Regions from separate parts of the Mus musculus genome. Here all the other regions are linked to region 1. Evidence: chromatin loops called from intact Hi-C (ENCODE). Cell type or tissue: gastrocnemius. All regions are shown on one strand.

Region 1 (8,000 bases):
GAACCACTTTAAAGCTTAGCAGACATTTCAATTTATTTTACTTCACATTCCTGACAACTAGACCATGGCGCAAACCACTGGGCCACTAGGCCCCTAAGCTTGCGTCACAGGGAACACTCCCCACACATTTCTGCTACGTCCTCTTACTCAGATGCTTTTCAGTCTTCTCTGCTTCATGAAGCTTCCCACTCTGCGCTCTCTCTCTCTCTCTCTCTCTCTCTTTCTCTTTCTCTCTCTCTCTTTCTCTCTCTTTTTTTGGTTTTTTTGAGACAGGGTTTCTCTGTGTAGCCCTGGCTGTCCTGGAACTCACTTTGTAGACCAGGCTGGCCTCGAACTCAGAAATCCACCTGCCTCTGCCTCCCAAGTGCTAGGATTAAAAGCGTGCACCACCACGCCCGGCTCACCACTCTGCTCTCTTAAAGCATCTTCCAAAACACTGATTTTACATCCTGAGCATTTGTTCTTAACTAAACCTTTCCTTATTTCCTTACAAAACTACAGTTAGGTTCTTTTAGAGCGCTCATTCCTTTGCGAGTTGTTTGTCAGTTCAAGATCAAGAAAAGGTGACAACAGTCTCTGAGGGCTCCTCCACATCTTCACCCATTTTGACTTTACAAGATATGTCGCTATCCTAAACACTCCAATACGCACCAGCAAACCACCACTTTCCTGTGCAGGCTTGTAAGTCCTTAGGATGCAGGCATGTGGCAGCTCAGTCTTCTACACAAATCAGCCTGAGCCACTGCTACAACCACATGACTCGCTCCTTTTATTTTAAAGTAGCTTTAAAGGACAAGTAAGAAACGACGTGTTTCTTGATTTACTGCGTTCCGCCAGTCCTAACAGACTCTGCCCAAAGAAGCATTCCCTCAGCTCTTCTCTAGGACTTTCCCTTTGATAAACACAATGGGCCCAACACATGCTTCACTGTTCCTGCTCCCTGACTCCACACTTCCCCTGTCCCAACGCCAGTCTTGACATCATCCCCATTTAGCATAGATTTCATCACCAATACTTTAAACACATTCTGACCAAGACCTTGAACTGCCAGAGTCTTCTATTCTTTACCAGCTGTCTGCCTAAATACAAGCACAGAATCAGCTCAACTTCAGACATCGTTTACTACAAAAGTGCTTATTAAAAGTGCCTGACAGTTTCCCGGGAGCTTGAAATCTAGCTGAAGATGTGAAATAACTTATCCATGTGCACAGAGTTAATCAAGTCAAAATAATGAGGACTAGAACTCCCATCTGAGCCCATAGCCCTTGGTCTTCAGCCCTTTGTCTACGATGTCTCAAAGGTTATCTTATTCTCACAGTCTCCCATGGCTAAACCTTACAAGCGATCTCATCCCTGTCTCTGCTTCTAAGAACTAAACTCACAAGCATAAAACCTTGTGGACCTCTCCTTTCCCTGGTTCCTCCTTTCAAAGTCTGGTCCTTTCCTACTGCATCCCCTCTCAGCTTCTCAGAATCTCGGTGTGGTTACTTCCCACACCCTTCCCCCTCAGCTGCTACTAAGCTTTCTATATGCTTCTCCAGACTGACAGCCCCATTCAGAAGGGATCCGTTTTTACTTCACTGGATGCATAATTCTTAGAACTCAAGTCACAAAAGCACATTCTGTGTAATGAATAAACGCATGAGCACAAAATCTTGTATTTTCCAATCTGGGAGGATTTGAAAACAATTTAAAATAATGCAATTAATAACAACTACAAGAAAATTCAAAAACAAGGAAATATAAAAGGATATATATATACCTCCAGTTCATTTTCCAGTTTCATTACTTTTGTCTTTAATTGATTTTCTATTTAAAAAAAAACACAAATGTTTTAATTGGTTAAGTTTCCTATAATCAGATTTTAAGTAAACTTTAATAAAATAGTACTGTTCTCTGTAAAAGATTCCATCCTTAACAGATACAGGAAAGTAATTATTATATACTAAATGCATAAAATATGCATTCTAGAAATGCCTCATGTAGAGAGCAGAGGAAGGCTTCAGTGCATGAGCCCTGAGTCAGTGTGTACTACTGACATGGGCAAAGCCACGTCAGGAACTCCAAATGTCTCAGGCCTATGGCAAACGGCAAAGCCTTCCCTCCTCGTCTGACTGTGGATGTTGACAGGGTGTGCAGAAAATGTCCCCCTAATGTTTATGGCTCCCTTATAGAGACTACTCCTACTGAGATTTGATAAATCTGCCTCCCTATTCAACAGCAGAAACCCTGCCTTCATGTTTATCTGTATGCACTCACTCGACTTTATGTTCAGCTATGCAACAACTCCACTGCTCTGGTCAAGTGGATATAATACAGACAGTGAGCTTCTGGGGTGGGGCAGTTGCTCCATTAGAGAGCCTGGTCCAACCGAAAACAACTGTTCTAAGTGTCTGTGTGTTTTCTTTTCTTCACCCCCTACCACAGCACTCAGGCCAGTACCTGGAACTGCACAAGGATGTAGCATCTTTCAGTATAAATTGAATACATATGTTATAGAATAGGATAGATTTTATACTGTCTAATAAGTAATGGAACCACAGTAGTTTTTTCCCAAGACATTTACCAAATTTTGCTTGTTCTTCTCCAGCCTTTTCAACTTCTTCCAAAGCGAGCTCTACTTCCTGGGCTTTCATCTGAACATTAAAACGAGAGGGGAAGAATCTGTATTATTTACACTGTAATGTAAACAGTGGGAATGGAAACTGTGTGGAATTTGCTATCTCAGTCTGTAGTGTGTACGATGACTAACACACAGAGACAGTCAGTAAATAGTTGTTGAATAAATACATAAGGCTAGAAATTCCAGAATGGCAAGACTTTGAATTATATCTGATTTTTCCGTTAAACTTTATAGCCATTACTTAAAATGTTTTCAATATCTTTTTTACTATCCCAATTGTTATTATTAATAAATTTAGTAATTCCTTCTTATAATTGGAACTAATCAGCTCTCATCCCTTCAGTCTATACAACACATTTAATGTTGCCTTCATAAGTACATTTCTTTACCAAGTATGATTTAAAAACCTTTATTCCCTTCTAAAATGCTGATAACCAAAATATACTCTCAAACTCTTGAACAGTATATCCCAAATTACTGGCCCCAAATATTTTTCTATATGCTTTTACCTTAATGTAAAGAATACATATTCTTTCTCAGTATTTATTTATGAAGAATCTAGAATCCTCTTATCATTTCATGTATAGCTTATAGGGGAGAGATTTTGTATTTTATTTGACCATATGATTCTTTATGACTCTTTATGTTTCTCCTAAAAAATATTTCTTTTCCTACACACTCTTTCCTACAAACCTTCATTAGAGACTGGGTAATTCTGAATAGATGTATCATGTTTTCTTGGTCTTCATTTTTTAGTTCATTTACTTCCACCTAAGGAAACAAACACACAAAAAATGGACTATTTCATACCCTGCACATTAAATACAAGCACTCTTCCAGTTATAGCATTCAATGATTTCAAGAAGCAATTTCAATTCATGACATTGTACATCAGGCTCTGTGTACAAATCATTTATTAAGTACCTTGGATAAAGATATCAATAATTTATCTGCTAACTCTTCTTGCCGTGGCAGGTCATCTGGATCAACTTTGATTAATTCTTTCCACTTTATATTAGGTGGCATCTTGAATTCTTTCACTGTCTCTCAGCCTCTACAAAGAAGCAGGTGGATTTTAGCATTTTCAAGGAAAATGGCCTTGCAGTGTTTACATGATCATGAGCGGTCTTACTTAACTCTCTAGGTGCTGGCTAAGAGCTATGGCTCCTGAACTGCAAAACAGATGCAGAGGCAAACAGCCTCGACGAAAATTAGTTCCCCTGACACAGGCTATACGATAATGTACACGCTAAATTATTATTTTCTTGCTAAGACGAATTCGGAGCTAAAACCCCGAGGCCCCTTTTCCAAGTCCCCTACCATCAATGATGGTACCAACTCCCAAGATGTTTGGAAGTTTTTGAAAACCTTCTGAGGAAAGGGGACCAGAGGATTTTTAAAGTAGATAAAAAGACTGAGCTAAATGAAGTGTTTGCGGAATCAAGCTCAATCAGGGAGGCCGAGACGACACTGCAGACAAGAGCGACAGAGGTCTGGATAGGTAGGGCTGCACCCTGTCCCTCGGGATTACGATCCTGTGAACGACACTAAGCGGCTCCGGCTCACGAGGATCCACCCACCGAAACCAAGACCTGCCACCAGCAGCAGTCACTCATCTACAGCGACCACCTCCGGGTTCGGCCACCGCCCCGGCCTCACGCTTCCCAGAGCGGTCCTCGCGCACTCAGGCTGCTCCCGCCAACTCTTCCCGACCGAGCCGAAGCGGCGCCGGCTGCTAGGCGACACCACTCCCCGCCCCCCAGCCTGCCAAGACCGGAACTAGGCCCCGGGATACCTGGGAAGACTACATTTCACGACCCTGGAAAAAGCTTTACGGCTCTATTTCCCCTCCAAGCCCTCCTTACTGTGGATGAGGGAGAGCCGTGAGATGAGGACTCTACGTCCCAGAGTGCAGTTCGGCGTCGCGGCTGTGCATCCTGGGATTGGAAGTTTTTGGGAAGAGCGGCGCGTTCCCGGCGTGCAATGCGGGAGTCTGCGGCCGCCCTGGAAGAGCTGGGGGAAGGCTCGGGAGGCGGGAGGAGCGGCTGCTAAGGTGCGGCCGCCCCGGAGTCCGAGCGTGGCAGGCTATGACTGTGTTTTCTGCGGAGTCCTTCTCCGGTCCACCATCCCAGAAGCTTTCCTGAACCGTCTCCTGGCGGAGCCGCCCTCAGGTGAGGTCGGGGCGTGTCAACCCACAGCCAGGAGTAGCTCAGGGAACCTTTGCGTTTTTAGGGAAGCGCTAGCTTGGGGCTGCCGAAGGGCTGGCGGATCTTGCAGAGGTTTGGGAAAGAGTCCTCCGGCTACTCAGGTAGGTGCGAGGGGCTCCCAGTTAGTGGCTTCCCTAAGAGGGGAGTCAATAAAAGTTTCCAGCCTCCTTGGTGTCTGGGAAAGTGGAGCGCCCCCACCCCCACCGCACCCCCTGAGTTCACGCTCTGGTTGAGTGAAGAAGGAGCGTCAAGATGGGGCAGCCTCCTGCAGCAGCTTGCGGATTGTAGTGCTTATTAGGTTAATAAGAGTGGAGTGAAGGCCAAGGAAAGAGGAGCCTTAGTGCGCCCAAGGCTCTTAAGCCGGGCTGGAGGGAGGGAGGAGGGCCATGCCAAGCGATGGCATTTTGCTGTCATTTGCTGGGTACCAAGGGAGTTCTTGGGGGAAAGTGCCTTCTCCTTCTCAGATGTTAATCTTCTTACTCAGGGAACTGTTGCCAAATGCACAGCTATTCTACACCAGCAGGTAACTTTAGGAGCTGTAAGCATCTATTTGAAAGAGTGCGTCTCGTATATATGTATGAATGTATGTATGTATGTATACGTGGATAGATATATAAGGTACTTATACATATCATACATAATAGATATTAAGTAATTAAAAGAAAAATGTAGACAGTTACATTTTTCTTTTGAAAAGATTTCTGCGGTTGAGAAAAACAAATAGCACAAAAAAATGGTATTTGAAACAAATTTTAAAGACGTTCTTCAGATTTGTAGGCCTGATTGCAGTGTTTGCTTTATTTCTAAATACTGTTTAGTTTTGGAATTATTCTTTGTGGAGATACAGCAGTATTATCCGCATTGTCCATCTAAGAGATTGAAGCTCGGAGAGGTTAAACGCTGTTTTCTTATTTAATGTGATGAACACAATCATTCATTCTACAAGCTAATGTTTGTGAAATGCGTGATATAGTTGCACTTCCCAGTTTCTCTTTTAAACGTTAATACTAAGCTTTACTTGTGTTTTGCACATTTAATTTTATGGCTTCATTTACTCAAGAGTTTGAATTATTTTTCCTGTTCATTTTGTCAGTAGTACTAAGAAATGAGACTAGTATTTATTAAACACATGTAATATGTTCACTAGTATACTACCTTAAGAATTTGCTGTTTTTAATCACAATACCTTGATTTTTTTGTATGATTTTAATACATATTTTCTATTACTCATTTACTATTTTTGTGTCATTTTATTGGTCTCTCCACCCCTGTTTCTCTTCATGTTCGTAATATCTTCAAGTAATAAATTGTATTCTCTTCAGAAGGGAGAAGTTCAAAGTCATTTATTAGTAACTGATGAAGCTAGGATTGTATATCTCAGTGAAAGTAACAACTTAAGTATATTCTTTATTAAATTCCATTCTGTAACTTAACGGTATTTTTGAGCTAATACGCTTTTCTTGGTATAAGAATACTGCAGGAAACAAATTATATTATGATCCAGGTTTTTATATTGCACTTACCTGTGAGTCAGGGCATTTAACTGAAGTTCTGGTTCTGCAGGTTGCTATATAATTTTCAAATGGCTAAGATAATTTTTCTTCAGAATTTCTCCATTTTTCAAATTTTTCCAAGAGCTGGTTTGTATGTGACAGTTCTATCAATAGCCTTGTTGCTGGAGCACTTGCCTGGACCTGTGTTCTATCTAGCCTGGGCTTGTATGAAGAGCTTTATCTAACCCAAATCACTTTGTGACAAAGCCCTGCCTCTTGTAATTGTTACCTCTGTTCTCTGTACCAATGGACTTAAATTCATTACCTGTCCTTTGCTGATTTCCTGAGAATCATACTGCTCTAATGTTTAAAATGTTGCATGACCATAAGAAGTGTATTAACTGAGGTATAGAGTAAAGGTGTTTATCAAGATTTTATTTTTCAAAGGACCTTCATGTTCGGGTAAAGGAATGTATGCATAACAAGCAGATACTTGTTTCTCTTTAGCATGAGGAGACTGGACGGAGAAGTCTGATTCAGCCTGAATGCAGACGTCCCATTCAAACGGTCTGTACACTAAAGGTAATATTAAATAGAGGAAGTTATAGAGAAGGTCTAAATGACTTGTTTTCCCAGGAAGCAGCACAGGATAGACTTCCCTTAATTAAAGATCCCCCTGAGTCATAGCTTTGTCCAATAGCTTTGTCTTTCCGAAAGTGTATCATTAGATTGTTAACCCAAGAAGCACTTAGTAAGCCGGGCGGTGGTGGCGCAGGCCTTTAATCCCAGCACTTGGGAGGCAGAGGCAGGCGGATTGCTGAGTTCAAGGCCAGCCTGGTCTACAAACTGAGTTCCAGGACAGCCAGGGCTATACAGAGAAACCCTGTCTAGAAAAACCAAAAAAAAAAAAAAAAAAAGAAAGAAAGAAAGAAAGAAAGAAAGAAAGAAAGAAAGAAAGAAAGAAAGAAAGAAAGAAAGAAAGAAAGAAAAAAAAGCACTTAGTATAATTTTGAAGTATAGGTCTTTGATGACATTTGATGATAGTTGGATTTTGTGTGCATATATGCTGAGATAATTTTTTTGTAAACAGACAAGTTGGCTTATACTGCATACATGTATAAACATGCCTTTACCCACAGTGAATCTTCTAGTGAGGAGAGAGTACTGTGTAGGCACTTTTCTCCAGATCTACACGGGGGAAACCTTCAACAATGCCAGAACTGCACTCACGATCTGTACGAGGACTAATTCTCCCTCTTGTGATATACAGTTTTGGGGAATCTTTAAGGGACGGAAAGATAGACATAATGGTACATGACTATAATCCCAGACATGAGGCTCAGAAAGGTCTCAAGTTAAATAGACTGGGCTACATATATAATAAGATCTTTAATGTACAGGAACAAATTCATACATACACATGCGCAGCATGCAAGTGTGCACGTAAACTCACATGCATGCAACATACTATATGTTAACCAAACACTACCACTGAACAACATTCCTTGCCTTGATATGGGGTTTTGTTCTCCAGAGAACCCACAAACATCCATGAGCGTCTGAATATAGTAGTCAAGTGAGAGCTGAATATAAGAGCTTATTATTCTTGTCTCTTTATTCTACCTTGACATCAGTGATAAGAACAAAGCAACATGTGTGTCTGTGTGTATAATAAGA
Region 2 (8,000 bases), 850 kb after region 1:
AAGTAAACTTTAAATTTTTTAATGGAATGTTAAACATAATAAATAAGACAACGTAATTTTATGATTTTTGTCAAGTTTCATGATTATCCTCAGAGTCCTTAGGAAATCATACAGTAATTTAAACAGAAAACATTGGAGCTGGAGCCAGGTATACCTTTAATCAAAGCACTTGTGAAACAAAGGCAAGTGAACCTCTGTGAGTTCAAGGCCAATAAGTTCCAAGAACACCAGTGCTCTGTAAAGACATTTGGTCTCAAAAAATTAATAATAATCAAATTTTAAATGATAATTAAAAATAGTTTGGCCTGGAGAAATGGCTTAGTGGTTAAGAACCCTGGCACCTCTTAGGTTTGAGTCCCAGGACGCACAAAGCAGTTGACAGTCATTTATAACTCCAGTTCCAGGGACTCCAACACCCTCTTCTGGCCTCTATGAGTACTGCAAGCATGTAGTACACAGACATACTTGTGAGCAAAACACCTATACACATAAAATAATAATAAAATAATTTTCAGTATATTATTTTCTTCCCTGAAAATCGGGTTTGATATTGAGGGCTTATGAAAATATTTTGGCACTTAACATACAGCCAAGGATATCTAAAAACTGTCATCCAGCATTGGCTACTAATCGTACAGAAGTATTTCAAATATGCAGTGGTAGAGCCTCAGCAAAGGTGTTTCCAAAGAGGTTTACCCTTACCCGAGGAGGGAAGACTGAACAGCTAGGATTACAGCCTAAATACGGTTAAAATGTTTAATGGTGGTAGGGTATAAAATATCTTCCCAGTAGATTGCACAAAGGCAAAGAATGAGCAGCCAGTGTGTTTAACTGCTGAGCCATCTCTCCATCCCAGGTTCAATAACATCTTAATTTAAATATTTACTTCTTTTTCTAAGTTACTACTTTCAGATATAATAAACCAAGGAGTGAAGTTTGCACTCTCTATTAGTATTCTTGCCTTCTAATATCCACATAGAATATTTTCCTGTTCATATTCTAGTCAACTGGTGCTTCGCTTGGTCAAAACTACATTTTCTGACCATTGAAAAATCAAAGACATATCCATTATCTTAATCTAGGGTCTAAGTTTTTGTTACTATTGTTTCAAATTGTCACAGTTATTTCATTTCAACTATGAAGATGGATGACTTCACAGCGATAACTATGAGATAAGTAATCAGTCATTGTCGAGCATATGTATGAATTTTGCATAGCAACAAATCTTATGCACAGAAAAGAGTAAAAATTGTTCCCAGGATTTTTTTCCATTATTTTATTTATTTATTCACTGTACATCCCAATCACAATCCCCCCTCCTCCCGGTCCCCACACACATACAGCCCCTCCACCCATCCCTCTCTTCTCCTCTGAGAAGGAGGAGGATACTAGCCCCTCTGGCACATCAACTCACTGCAGTACTAGACACATCCTCTCCCACTGAGGCCAGACAAGGCAGCCTGGTTAACAGAACAGGATCCACAGGCAGGCAACAGAATCAGGGACTGCCCTGCTCCAGTTGTTGGGGGACCTGAATAAATACCAAGCTTCCTGTCTACTACATATGAGCAGGGAGGCCTAGGTCCAGCCCATGCTTTCTCTTTGGTTGGTGGTTCAGGCTCTGGGAGGCCCCAAGAGCCCAGGTTAGTTGACTCTACTGATCTTCTTATTGAGTCTCTATCCCTTCCATTTTCCTCAATTCCTCCGCCAAGTATTCCGCAAGATTCTCCAAGCTCCGTTTAATATTTGGCTGTGCTTCTAGGATTTAATATACTTCTTACAGCCCGAGTTATAAAGGATGAACTAGATTCATTCCTGTGTTTTAAAATGATTCCTCCATCTTTCTGGCCAGTGGCAAACCTTTGGTCTTCAACAGCAGAGTATAATTGTTGCGGTTTGGGTATAGATTTCTATGCTGCCTTTGCTTCATACAGCTTTGGGTCCTGGGGCTTCTTTTTTAGTCCTTGGTTCTTCATGGACCACATAAGAGTAACCATAACTCATAACGTATAGGCTCTCTGAAGAAATTAAGATTCAATTCAGAAAAAACATGAAATATGATCTTCAAAACAGAGTAAGCCCAAAAAATGTAAGGTATTACTATTAAGGTGGCAATTATCGTATTACAGCAACATAACACACAACGTGTTATACATAGTAACAGAAGTGTATAACATACACTACAGAGGCACAGTACTCACATATATGATATATACCAGGCTATGGTACATATGCATATACTTAAGTTCATGCACGCACATATGCATGCACTCACGCATAGACACACAAACACACACACACACACACACACACACACACACACACACACATGTCTGTTCCTCAGAATCTGCAAGGAAATAATTCTAGTTCATTCCCCTTAGGCCATCAAAATTTGAAGCTCTTTAAATTCTTTATTTAAATAATATGCTATTTGTATACAACCTACCCACATAGTCCAATATACTTTACTTCATCTCTGCATCATTTCTAATGCCTAATACAACACAAATGCTACGTAAAAGTTATTACCACCTAGGGAATAATCACAAAACGTGTTTTTTCATATTTAATAAACACACAGTTGTTTTACAAATACTTTTGCTCTTTAGCTGGTTGAATCTAAGGCTACAAAACTCACAGGTAAATAGGGTAGATAGTATTATGTGTATATCATGATATATGCATTATTTGTAAATAATATATTCCTAAATATAGCATATGTTATTGTCATGTATGTAATTATACTGATGTGACTATTATTATAACCCCCTTCTTTCTGTCCTTACACATACAGAAATATGGCATCAAAAGGGCTACTTGATAACTTAAATTCACCTTCATTGCTGCATTCCCAAAGTTAAAGTGATAATAATTAACTGTCAGATATTTTCCCGCTTTCAACCAGTAGCTCTAGAGAGCACACACCCTCATGCAATAAATTTGATTGGAAACTGCATCATAAAAGATGATGCAAGCCACTTTTTTCTTCCTGATAGTTGAGAGTTTCTAACTGCCTGAAAATGGGCGTCAGGTTCTGCCCTTCATTGAGTGTGTCTTCCATTCCTTTATTTCAGAATGCAGTTTAAGATGTTGATGTCTGCAACCATATAAATAAAAACCTGAGTCCCTAGCCTCACAGGTAGGTATGCCTACAAGGAAGCTTCTAGTTTGTTGCCTTTGTAGTTCTCTCCTGTTCTTGCACCCAGAAGGGTGAGTATATGTGGTTGCAAGCACGGACACCATTTTTGAAACACTTTTTTTTAAAGCAAACAAACAAAATCCACTTATTATTCACTTATGTTCGTTTGATCACTACCTTCTGGGACTTAAACCCCTTCACCTGGAGTTTAATGAACACTTCCTACAAAGGAAAGAATTAATGGCTAACCATACTACAGAGAAGTTAGCTTATTTTAAAAATGTCATCCTCTTTGTAATGCAGATCTATGTATATGGACCTCTCTGGGAAAATACAAAGATAATAAGCAAACGAAGGTCAGCATAGTGAATGGGGCGAGTTTTCTCTTCTGGGTACCAGCCAACTGAAAACACTTCCGTCTGCTTTGCAGCGCCAGAGGAAGCATTCTCATCTTCTGCACAAGAAGGACGACTAGTGGTCAAAGGGCGCGTTCTCCGTTCGAAGTTAGAGCCTGCACCCCACAGAACTGCAGTGCAGTCGGCTTTTCTGGTCCTTAGTTTCCATGTATCACTGAGGATAATGAGGCCAGGAAGAGGAGAAGGAAATTAATTACTCAAGGTTCTCTGGATATTTTGTGTCAGATCCAGGTCTTTTTCTTCGATTTAATTTTCTTTGGTTGCGAAGGTGCCGGGTAAGATAATTAGACCAAATTCCTTTGATAGAATTTAGAATTTGGGTTTTTTTGTGAAAGGACGAGTTTTAACCAGTGTGGGAAACAAAAAGAGTAAGAACTTGAGAATAGCTTGGTTAAAGAATTCTAATGAAGATTTCTCTTAGTTTCTGACAGTCTCGTGACTCTCTGAAAAGATGTATAGTCTGTGTATATTCTGTCTTGCGCATGTGCTCTGAGACATCTTCAATGGAGTCATTGTTGAGCAGGTAAGTAGAAACTTAACCAAGTTCTCAGTCCTTTACTCTACACACACAATCATCTCATGAACCTCATAGCCAAAGACCTACATACCTTGGCCATAACTGAACGCTGTCATTAATGCCTGATTCTGGAAGTAGTTGTGTACCAGCAAGCTCCTGAGTTTTTGTTAAATTTAATACTTTCTCTGAAAACTTGGAAGAGTTAATAGGCGATGTGTATATTTAGAAGGAATTGTTTAAAGTTCAGAGCTGAACCAAAGATCTCTGCGACTCAGCTAAGCATTTTCTTTTCATCTCTGAGTGATTCTTAAGTCTAACTTGAAACGACCCTGTGGGCAGAGGACTCCCACACAAGAGAAAAAAAAATCTTCCTTGAGGTGAGAATGCAAAAACAATACAGAGTGTCAAAGGAGAACTGAGAAACGTCCCCTTGAACCAACTGAACTGAGTCATTAGCCAAGAACGGTTTGTGAATGAAGGAATTCTGGTATTTCTGACCTCCCACTCAACGACATCCCAAACTTCATTCTTTTCTTGTTCACAGCTTCCAAACACTGTCTCCACAGTAACCATACTCTCAAGAAAGAACAACACGTGCAAACGTCTGAGACGATGATGTATTCACCGTTAACTTTAGTCTGGTGGGCTGCTTATTTTTGAGACGGAGTCTTGCTATGCAGCCCAACTTAGCCTCCAGCTCAAGGTATGTCGGCCACCTGAGTGCCGGGATTACATATGTGTGTTACTACAATTTTCTCTATGAATAACTTTGAAGAGTACAAAATTCCACAGGTTTCACCAAGCACAAGGAAAAGTCTCCTGGGAGAGATGACTGTAGAAGGGAACTCTCACAGTAGAAGATACTGGACTTGGTGCAACCTGTTCCATGCATGAAGCTTCTTGTATACTCATTTGAAAATATTCTTCTTCTATGAGAAGTAGCAAGCACTACCAACTCCCTGCCATATAGCAATGGTAAATGGCCTGTCCTACATGAAGTGCTGGTGGTAGCTAACTGTTAGGAGAATGGACTTAAGCACTTCTCAACATGAAGCGTATCCAGTGTGCCTTGAAGTATACTGGATGTTGGCAGCATCAGGAAAACAAGGCCTAGAGTGTGGACCTGTAGTGCTAGTTACTCCAGAGGCTGAGGCAGGAGGATTACAAGTTGAGCTTGTGAATCTGGGCTACCAGAGAGTACAAAAGTGGCCTGGGAAATTAACAGGTTCCATTTCTAAATTTTAAAATGGCTGGTTTATAATACAGTGGTAGAACACCTATACAGTACACACAAGGCCATGGTTTAATCTACAATTGAAAGGAAGAAAGGAGGGGGGAGGGGGGAAGGAAATCATTCCAATATATTCAGCAGTCGAAACTAAAGGGAGAATTTGAGTGCACTGCTTGGCACACTTAGTACCTGCTTTTCCAGCAGAATTGTTGATAACATTCTAGTTTGGATGGTAAACTATATAGTTCCCCTACTTATTAAGCAATTCGTGCATGCTAAGCATTATAGATGCAAGATATTCTCTATCATTGAAGTGTTAACTTCTGTCCCGTGAAAACAGACAAGTAAACCTTTGTGATGTGTATAATGTATACACTTTGCATGTTAGAGATTAACACGTAATGTTTTCAAACTTTACCCATGGCTTCTTAGCTGCAGACTGAGTCCGAATGCTTGTCAGAGTCCCCGGGGGTGGGCCCATGATAAGTAGTCTTACAGGAAAAGTAGGAGCTAGCTAAGTGAAGAATGTTCCAACCCAAATGATGGGTGGTTGCCAAGGAAGACGAACAAAAGAGACCACAGCAGTTTAGGAGAACTGAAAGCATTTGATTTGTGGAGCCCCGCCATGAGCAGGCAGGGGAGTGAGCTGGAACTCTGGAGGATAACTGCTGGATCTTGAAGCCCTCACACTGATTGAAAGTCTGAACTGAATTCCCAGACTTGGAGCACTAGCCATGCATAAAACACAGCATTGCCTTGGCGACAGCAGGAGCATAAATGACAGAGGACAGGGACACAAGGAAATATAAGCAGAAGTTTTAGGGAGGGATGCACATTTAATCTCCCAGTTCAATTTGGCATAAGCCTCTCTTTTCGATCACCTCCACACACCTTTTGAATTAAAGAATAATGTGTTCCCCGGGCCAAGCCCATGTCTTTCCCATTACCACCTGCTCCCGGGTGGGCTCACGGTATCCTTTTTCCCCTCACTCATCTGTTCCTTCCACTTCATGGACCACCAATGGCACGGGCATCAAAATGTCCAGCCAAGTTGTGTGCCAGGAAGCCTGCCACATGGGAGTTGGCACACAGCCTCAGGACTGCAACAGAATGCACAGCTAGGAGGCTGGCTTTCACAAGTGAAGCAGAGACGGCATTATTGTAGCCTATGCAGGATAAATAGCTATGTAGTAAATGGGTCTTGTTTTGCCCGTGCTTTCTAACAAGTAGATCTCACTATTTTGGAGAAAGTCTAGCTTTGGCCTTTCCCATTATGTGATCCCTCTCCCTGTGTACTTTTCAGCATGGAAATGTATGAGGAACATCTGTAGGACCTTAGTATTGATCAGTAGATGTAGACAGCTATAAGACAGGAAGGACTGAACCCATGTGTCTGTAGACAAAGATGAACGCCGTGTTGAAATGCATTTACCTGACACAGAAAGGTCATTGGAATGCTCTACAGATGAGTTTACTGCTGTTACTACACTGACTGGAGCTCTGGGTCAGTATAAGGAAGAAGAATTTGGAAAACTCTTAAGTAAATATCCAGCAGATTCTAGTAAATTCTGTGGTTTCTTCTGGTTTCACTCATTACAGCACAGTTTCCAGCAAAGAATTACTATGAGGAATCCTAGGGGATATTGAACACAGTATGAAGTGGGATTCTCTTGATCAGAATTAAAGGGAGAGAATTCATGTACGTGTTTCGTGTGTGTGTATGTGTGTGTGTGTGTGTGTGTGTGTGTGTGTGTGTGTGTGTGTGCACGTTATAAGAAGGGTGTTTTTTATTAGTTTATGTTATAGAAATGACCAATGGCCTCCCACATACTGAAGATTCAGAGAATCCAGTGACTGCTCAGTCCACAGAGATGAATGGTTTGGCAATTCCAATCCTGTTCTGGAGTCTCAGAAGCTCCCTGCCCAGTTGCTGATACCAAATTGGTGCCAGAAGGTTTGATAGCAACTGAAGTGATAGAGGCACTCAGAACAGCAAAGGAAACAGGCATGGGACACTGCTTCTCTCTAGGGTCTCCTCTGAGAGCAGGTCTTGCCTCCCCCAACGAATGCTCTCTGGAAACACTCTCACAGACACACTCGTCTCATCTGTTCTAAATTGCATTAACTCAACAAGAACAAACGTCGAGATAAAATGAGCATGAGTGTACTCCAGACTGATTAGAGCATGTATCTTCAGCTATTAGTCAAAGAAATGCCATAATGCAGTATGTGGAAGACATCCATTAAAAATTATTACTATCTCTAAGACACTATGAGGATAAGAGCTTATTCTCTTTGAAGCGTGCCCAATGAAGCCAGGATAGAAACTGGCGAGGCAGCTTCATGAAGTGCATGGCAGGAGCATCCCAAGGCCCAGGGAGCTCCATCCTGGACAGAGCTCAGAGCTGTCACTGGGTCATATGCACACTGTGTTGAGGGACTCAGCCTAGCCTTTACTAAAATGTTATTTCTCATTGGAGGGATTCTGAGATGAAAGACGCAGATAATTCTCTTCTCCTTTCCATTTGGAATAGTCCTCCTTCAGTTCAGCTCTCTTTAGGCAGTAGAGGGAAGGCATCAAAAATATCTTTATAGTTAGTGGATATTAGCCAAAAAAAAAAAAATTACAGAATACCCAAGATACAGTCCACAGAACTCAAAAAGGACAAGATGAAGTGCCCAAGTGAGGATGCCTTA
Region 3 (8,000 bases), 100 kb before region 1:
TGAATTCAACTATTGGATTATGTATGACTGAAATACATTCACCAACATAATATGCTATAATATAAAAACCATTATATAGTATTAGGAATTTGAAAAGAATAATATATGCAAAAATGTTATATGAAAACTAACATAAAATTGACATATATAATCAACAGATCATAGTTTTAAATTAACCCAAATTTCCTCACATAAATTCAGGATATGAAAAATACATAGGCTTTTCCATAAGAGTTAAGGTATCTTTTTATTGCTGTCTCTCCCTTCATTCAATTAAAAAGCTTAAGTATGTGGACTGTAAGTTGTACAATATTTACCTTTATGCATGTGGAATTAACAAAGAAATAGCAGTCATTCCCAACTTCTGCCATTTTCAATCTCTTGCTGCTAATCCAATGATTTTTTTTATAAATATGTACAAATTGCAGGAACGCAAATATAAGAACTATCAGTGTGTAAGGGGGGAAAACTTGTTCTTTTCCACAGCCTTTGAGGCTATCAGTAGTATTCCTTTAAAACTGACCTCCTGTTGACAGTATATTACACAATAGATAATTCTTAAATAAATTTAAATTAGAAGATACCTTCTCTAGCTTTGCAGAAATGTTGAAAGTGGTTACTAGTAATCACACAAACTCAAACTTCCAGAATTTTCCTCACTATTACATAATCCATTGTGTGCTCATCATAAGTGACCTCATATGCAACTGTAGGCTACTCCACCTAAGTGGATTATTTCCCCTATCCAATATTTATCAAATATAGTAAGCACTACTTGTAGATATTACACTGTGTTTTATCTTCCAGTGTTCTGATTAAAGAAATATAACTTCATGTTTTCAAAATTAAAATTGGGTAAGTATTTTATAAGAAAGTTGTTATTTCTATATGTGGTTTGGAAATAGAACTAAGCTAACTATGCTACACACACACACACACACACACACACACACACACACACACACAGTACAAGAAAATAGATACAATTGATTAATTATGATACAATTGATTATTTATGTACCTGGTGCCATACACTGACTTAGGAAATATCACATGCAGATTTTAACACAGTAATATTCATTAAAATAAGTAGGGGTACCTATTCATCCGGTGGCTTTATTACATTTTCATCCATCCTGAAAAGAGAATTCGTGTCATCCAATAGCAAATGCTTTATTTCCAGAGTGCTCAAAAATTTGTAGAATTTGTGGAAAACCATGGGAAGTCCTCTGATTCCCAGACCAAGACATTTTAATGAGCAGTTTTGAAAATCTTCATGCACCTTTCCTATATTAATCAGAACCTAGTATAAGTGAGGAATATTCATCACAGGGCACCTAGGGTTTGACTGGAGACAACTGAACACATTGGATCAAAGCATGTTTTGAAATACTTCAAACTTTGGATTGAAATCTCAACGGATCAAGACAAACACCGATTTCCACTTTAAGTAAAATGGTAAATTGTCATGAATTTTTTGAATCCATAGTATAGAGTATTAATCTTGGAAATAAAACTAAATTTAGAAAAAAGATGGTTTGCTTATAATTAATAGGATGGAGGCAGTGTTAAAAGTAAAGGAGCAGATGAAGATTCGTCACCGCCCTTGAAAATGTTGATAAATACGTAAACATAAGCCTTGCCCTTCGGTTAGCCCTTTTTCTCTTCAGCTCTGCAACAGCAAAGTGCCCATCTTAACAGGCAAGTGGGAGAAACAGCTCTAAGAAGAGGGGCTCATCCAGTCTCCTCCAGATGAGTTCCCTGATGAAGGGCAGAGTTTCAAACCTAGTTAAGTGATTTCACACTGGAAAAGATCTGAAAAGTGCTGATACCTCTTGACAGCTGACAGCATGGCAAAATCAGCCCTCCGAATGAATAAATAAATAAATAATAAAAATTTTAAAAATTCCTTCATTGTGTAACTTTTGTTAATCCTAGAATACCCCAAACTCTTCCTTTTCCTCTTTTAGGTTCGTTCCTTTTCCTATCACTTCTTTTTATTTCCCACTCTCACCCCATGTCCTGTTGCAGATTTCATTTTAGTCTTCTACAGAAAGCTATGATTCTACTTGAGAGGATTTTTTTTTTGACTCCCTGTAATGAAAAGTGATAGGAAATGTGTCTTCGAAAACAGACCCAGAAATTCTGTCTTATGCTGGTCAGGATAGATTCACATGGAGTTTCTTCTTGGTGTGTGCTAGCTTAATAACATATCAGAGAAGAAGAAGAAAAAAAAGTCTTTTTCAATTTATTCTGTAGCACTCCTCTAAGGGCAGGGGTGGGTGGGGCTCTACCAGCTCTGTATGGGAATCAGGGGAAGCTAAAGGCTGGCATCCATTAGACTAGAAGCACAGTTTACATCTATAACCTGATCTTGTGATGTTTTCCTGCTGTGGACTCTTCTGTTCCTGTTGGAAACCTTTCTCCAGGCATTTAAGAAGCCAAAATATAGCTGTTGGTCCTTCCAGAGAGAGACTTAGAGCAAGTGGAATGTTTTTGGAAGATTATCTTTTCTAAGAAATGGCAGAATGTTGGATCTAGAATATTCTGTGGCAGTTTGGGAAATGACAGTTGAGAGCTTTCAAAGGTCATTTAATTGTCTGAAACCTACAAGATGGGCTGTTGCTTAGGATTCCTCTAGAGCCTCAAAGAAGGTACCAACACTTGACTTTAAAAGGCTAAAACGTTTCTAGTTTCAATACAACCCAGCCAGAAACTTGTAACTTGTAGGTCCTCTCTCCCTACACCAACCCCTTTGTTTTGTGTAAAATTGTGTGTGTTTAGGTATATTTCCCTCCCTCCCTCCCTCCCTCCCTCCCTCCCTCCCTCCTTCCCTCCCGAGTCAGTAAACACAAAACTGTAAACTTGTTTTTAAGAACATTTTATTCTTTGAGAGTCCCCTGACATATACATGCTTTCAAGTGAGACAAGGTTATTTGATTTTTTTTTTCAAGAACTAAGTAAGTAAAACGCTAGGCAGTAGGATACCTGCTGATTAAACATTTATAAAAATATTAATTGGAATTATAAAACAATTGTGGAAACATAAATTGGCTTCTTCAATTACCTAAGATAGTAAGGGCAAAAATCTCCCTGTGATTTCAGGTTTTAATGAGATAGGTCTACTACTAGAATATATTTTTTATTCAAGCATCAATTTTATTATTTCCTTGTAATGTCCTTTTAGACAGTAAGTCAAATGAAGCTGTTTCAAGTCTTTTGTTGGATTCCCAAGAAAAACTCGACAGAGATTTTTGTTATTTCTATGTTTTTGAACTTGTTTAATTTTTACTCTCATTGGAAAGGTTATCAAAAAACAAACTGTACACTGCGTGGTGATTAATTCAAACAAATTCAGTTTTGTTCATTGTAAGGTTTGTTTGTTTGAATGTTTTTCCTGGGAAGTCAGTTTTTCTGTCAGAACATTAGGGAATGTCTGAAAGTATTTTCTAAACTTCTCTGGGTTTCCAATCCCTTACATTTGATAGAAAATAAGCAGGTAAGAGAGTTTCATTAGAAACATGCTAAAATGCATCCTAAAGTGATTTATTACTTATAACTTAACATTAATTCCCGAAAACATCATCGATACTAAGTAGTGGCCAAGTATACAACATCGGGTAACGGTTCTTTTATTTTTATTTTTAATTGGACATCAAAACACAGGGGAATCACGCATGTGGAGGCGCATGCTCTGTAGCCTCGCGGTCGCACTACAATTCCCAGAATGCACCGCGACTAGGCGGTCGCTTCCGGTAGTGAGTCCCCGCCTCTCTCCGGAGTGGACCTTGGTGGTGCAGTTAGGATCTTCTGGCTGGTGTTTGGATTCTAGCTCATTTCTGCAGACTTCCTCCGCCCGGGGCCCAGCGCAGTGGAGACAGGTTGCGCGTGGGCAACATGAAGCGCCTGGGCTCGGTGCAGCGGAAGATGCCGTGTGTGTTTGTGACGGAGGTGAAAGCTGAGCCTTCAGCCAAGCGGGAGCATCAGGTACCCGGCGGCGAGTGCTGCTGGGCGGCTCCTCCAGTGCTGCGCTGCTGCCCCGGAGCCCAGCACGTTTTACCCGGGAGGTCTGGGTGAAGTTCCCATTTCCCCTGACCTCCAGCTTCTTGTATCTTCTTAGTTGCAAGGAGTGTGGGAGAGTCCTTTGTAAATTGTATCCTCCCCGATCAGGTGATTCAAACGTGTTCTGGCAGATTTGAAAACCTACTTGGTCATCTTCCCTTAACAGCACTGGAATAATGAGATATCATGGTAGTCTAACATGGAACTACTGTCAAAAGTCTGATGAGAAGGCATTGTTTACCTGTTGTGTGCTAGGCACCTATGGCATTGCTGACAGCTAGCCTAACTAGGTCACGCAAATCAGACCTCGTGTAATTTCTTGCTTAATTTGAGTTCTCATCCGAAGGTGTACTAGTCGTATTGCTACGTGTTTTACACATAGTGAGCCTTTAGTGAAAGTAAGAGAATGAATATATAGATAGCTTATATCAGTATGGTTCTTTGATATGTAGCAGTTCTTAACTTCTCACTCAGGATCTGCATGTGCATCTGAAGTGACTTTTCAACATTACCGCTGAACCTTTGGCCCTCTGGTCTTTTTATTTTTTTATTTTTTGTAATTAGCGTACAAAGAGGTTTCCTCGTGTCATTTTCTTAATAATTTAGGTTGTCCCCTCTCCCCTTCAACAAACTTCACAAGCTCCCTGTAATCTCCAAATCTCCAGCTCGCTCCCCCACCCCCCACTCCCGCTACCATTTTGGTGCTCTATCACTCTCCCATCACCTTTAGAGCCTGACTCTTAACACAGATGAACAGATAAACTCTGGGCTGGGGCAATATGGGAGACTCCATTAGAGGGGGGCTTCTTCTCTGACCTTGTTGGGGAATTCTAAGCCCTCACATAGCCTGCAGCCTCAATTAGCACACAGGACCATTCTCTTTCTAATGGAAAGAACAGCACTTGAGATTCCTTAAAAGCTTCTTCCCTAATGAGGCATTTTGGTAACCTAAACCCTCAGCCAATGAATGACCTTTCTGCCCATCCCACCCTCAGACACTCAAAACATAAGCCTTGAATCACCCAAAGTAATATGCCTCCTGATAGTTGGTCGCCGTGTGGGTATTCACAGTATACATTCACAGGGCTTCCGAATCCTCTTGCACCCACTACGCGACCTCTGCCATCTCTGTTCGCTTGTGGACCATATTGGTCTCTGATCCAAGAGACTGGGGAGACCCACAGGTTAGTAGCTCAGGATAAACCCCAGAGTATTGCACATGCTAGATGAGAAATGCTTCCCCGTGCCCGTTGAGCTCCATCCCTGTCCTGTAAGATGCTCTGTGACTTGAAGGTCTTATGCAGATCATCATGTAAGACCATCACAGCTGACATGCTGACCAGAGATGACATGCTAAGAGAAGAGAAATGTGATGTTTGATCATGTTGTTGAGGAGATCAGTCATGAAAAGGGTGCATTCATGAAGCATTTTGACTTTGGCTTTTTAAAGAAATTGTCAATTTTAGGAACTGCTGGTTTTGTTTTGTTTTGGAGGAACATTGAAAGGAAGACTAGAATTACCCCAGAAAGTTCTTAGTGATACATATCTCTATGATGAGATCATACATCTTGTTCTTACTTCTATATATTCTAACATGTTTCTATGGTAAGCGTGTGGATTTCAGCTTTGCAAGGAAGTCTTAAAAATGGAAAGTAGGAGCCATGTTTTTATCATTTTCTGAAAATATGGCCTGAGACAGAGGCCATCTCTGCTAGACCCCCACTACAACTGAGAGCCAAGTGTGATTTGAAAAAATGAATTTTGTAAATATCTCATTATATTAATGACTCCAAGACTTAATCTTGGAGTGTGGGGAATCATGACTGGTAAATACACTGGTTGAACCAGAACAGCCTCTGGAATTAAGCAAGCATGAGATCTAACTTTACCTGTACTTTGTTCCAAACACACCCAAACACGTGTACGGACTTGCATTCTACAGATGTGAGAATGTCCTGACTGTGGGCCTTTTCTTCCCATCTATCAGGCCTGATGTTTCTCCACAGAGGACTCCCTGAGCCGTTCTCCTATCCCTTTTCCTCTTTGGTACTTCTCGGTGTTGTAGCCCACCAAAGCTGAGCACTTCTTTATCCGTCTCTGTATTCCCAGTGTCAAGAATAGTGTTTATTGTAGATAATGCATGGTCACAAAGAATAGGATCGTGCACCTTGAACCTGTGCTGAGGATGCAACACAGAGTAAGGCATGTCTCCCGGCTTCATTGTGGTGGGTGAGATGCACGCCAATACCCAACAGTCTGTCTAGAAGTCGAATTTTACTGTGATCACATTTTTAAACAAAAAGGGTAGGTGAGCTGGTGTGGTAGAACAGGAAGGGGGTCCCAGAACTACAGCCTAAAGCAAACGGGTCAGGATATTAAGGGCAGTCTGGGCTGCAGAGTGACACAGTCCTAAAAAAGAATTAAAACAAAAACAAAACAAAACAAAACCAAAAACCAGAAACTAAAACAAAACAAAAAAGCAAATAATTCAGGAAACTTCATAAATGACTTCAACCTTTCTTACAGAATGGAAAGACAGACCGACCTTTAGAACTGATGAAACTAGGCACAGTTCAGGTGAGCCTATGTGTGAAGGCAGAGGCTGTGTATCTTACACCCGTTTTTCTCTCTCTTCTTTTAAGCCATTTAAAGTTTTGGCAACTGAAACTCTAAGTGAAAAGGCGTTAGATGCAGACGTGTACAATGCGGTTGCAACAGAAAAAGTGGATGGAACATGCTGCTATGTTACTAACTACAAAGGTAAAATCCAACTGGCATGTTTACTCAAAGTACTGTTGTATAAATCTGCACCATCTGAGCTGGGTATTGACTCTTAACTCTTGCAAACCTAACTATCTTAGTGAGTAAAATAAATCAGTGGATTTGTTTCCTTTTCTTGGGGAAAGAAAAGACATGTGACTACCATTAACTTGTTACCATGAAAGGCCAGGTAGCCCGACAGATAGGTGTTACATGGTCCCTCATTTGCATAATAAGCCTTTCTATATCAAGAATGAGGAAACTGAGTCTCAGCGGGGTTCAGTAATGCCAGGTAATGAATGGCCGCACAGTAATGGAACCTGGCTTTGTCCACCTCGGAAGCTTGTCACTGCAGTGTCCCAGTGCAGTGTCCAGTGCTTTCATTCCCACTGGCCAGGTCTCTGATCAGGGACATACTCTAGAAAGAAAGTTCACAGTGATGATATTTAGGGAGAGCCATTATTTGTAATTACTAAATGACGGTGAGATTAACTCTCAGTTCCAAGGACAAAAATAGGTAGATGAGCTAGATGTAGTCCTTGGTGTCAAGGAATGTTCTGAAATGCACTTTAAAACTTTTTTTCTACTGTGATAAGATACACAGAAAGATTTACCATCGGAACTATACTTTAAATGGTGTGTCACACTGGCATTAAGGACATTCACATGATCTTACCATCCCCACTACTCACCTGCAGAATACTCCATCTTCCAGAACTTCAACTGCTTGCTGGGAACTCCCTCATCCACCTCCCCTCTCCACAGAGCCCAACCCTCAGCCTCTTAGCCCAAACTTTGTCTCTTAATTTGACTGTAGGTAACACATGTGAATGGCCTCTTTGTGGCTGGCTTACTCTCTTAGCTTAGTGCAATGTCTTACCCTATTGGAATAAATCATATGTCAGATCATGTATAATTTTAAGATTGCTTATTGTATACATAGCCCATTTTGTTCACTTCAGTCACTGATGGGCATGCGGATTGCCGTTGTGGAAAATGAAACAAACAGCGCTAGATTCGTCTCCTGAAGTACTGCCTTCACATAGGATTACTGGATCATATGTTAATATTCATTTAGAAAATCTGAGTACCCGTTACTCATTTTCCATAATGGTCACACTAGACGTTCTTGCTTCTAGAAATTCCAATTTTTCTATATCCATTCTCTGACTGTTCT

What was found. A loop is a pair of places that touch in the nucleus more often than their neighbours do. Peaks named below come from ENCODE experiments on the same cell type or tissue, not always from the same donor. Only the 100,000 strongest peaks of a DNase experiment are listed, where the experiment ranks them.
Region 2: it touches region 1 in a loop (4-fold over the local background); 19 of 42 quality-filtered maps call a loop at or near these places.
Region 3: a loop joins it to region 1, with 4 times the contacts of the local background. A loop is called at or near these places in 5 of 42 quality-filtered maps.

What each region holds. Positions count from the first base shown.
Region 1 is chr10:100,483,956-100,491,955 of GRCm38, reverse strand. Tmtc3 (transmembrane and tetratricopeptide repeat containing 3) reads left to right here and starts at 4,609. Exons shown (of 14, transcript NM_001110013.1): 1 at 4,609-4,794. Cep290 (centrosomal protein 290) reads right to left here and starts at 4,374. Exons shown (of 54, transcript NM_146009.3): 1 at 4,204-4,374; 2 at 3,548-3,677; 3 at 3,317-3,394; 4 at 2,567-2,636; 5 at 1,763-1,809. The coding sequence starts at 3,649. In gastrocnemius, no CTCF peak of the experiment used is centred here; a DNase peak (open chromatin) is centred at 4,471; H3K4me3 peaks cover 2,127 bases; H3K27ac peaks cover 1,062 bases.
Region 2 is chr10:99,637,593-99,645,592 of GRCm38, reverse strand. The region is part of intron 1 of Gm20110 (predicted gene, 20110); the gene reads right to left. It also overlaps the pseudogene Gm18409. Among named protein-coding and RNA genes, the nearest start is that of Gm35101, 19 kb to the left of the region's middle. In gastrocnemius, CTCF peaks have their summits at 424 (motif pointing left) and 3,616; DNase peaks (open chromatin) are centred at 415, 3,601, 5,931 and 6,361; H3K4me3 peaks cover 248 bases; H3K27ac peaks cover 413 bases.
Region 3 is chr10:100,585,014-100,593,013 of GRCm38, reverse strand. It overlaps 4930430F08Rik (RIKEN cDNA 4930430F08 gene), which reads left to right and starts at 3,755. Exons shown (of 7, transcript NM_175128.2): 1 at 3,755-3,987; 2 at 6,706-6,823. The coding sequence starts at 3,898. It overlaps 1700017N19Rik (RIKEN cDNA 1700017N19 gene), which reads right to left and starts at 628. Exons shown (of 13, transcript NM_001081246.1): 1 at 585-628. In gastrocnemius, no CTCF peak of the experiment used is centred here; a DNase peak (open chromatin) is centred at 3,746; H3K4me3 peaks cover 1,485 bases; H3K27ac peaks cover 1,039 bases.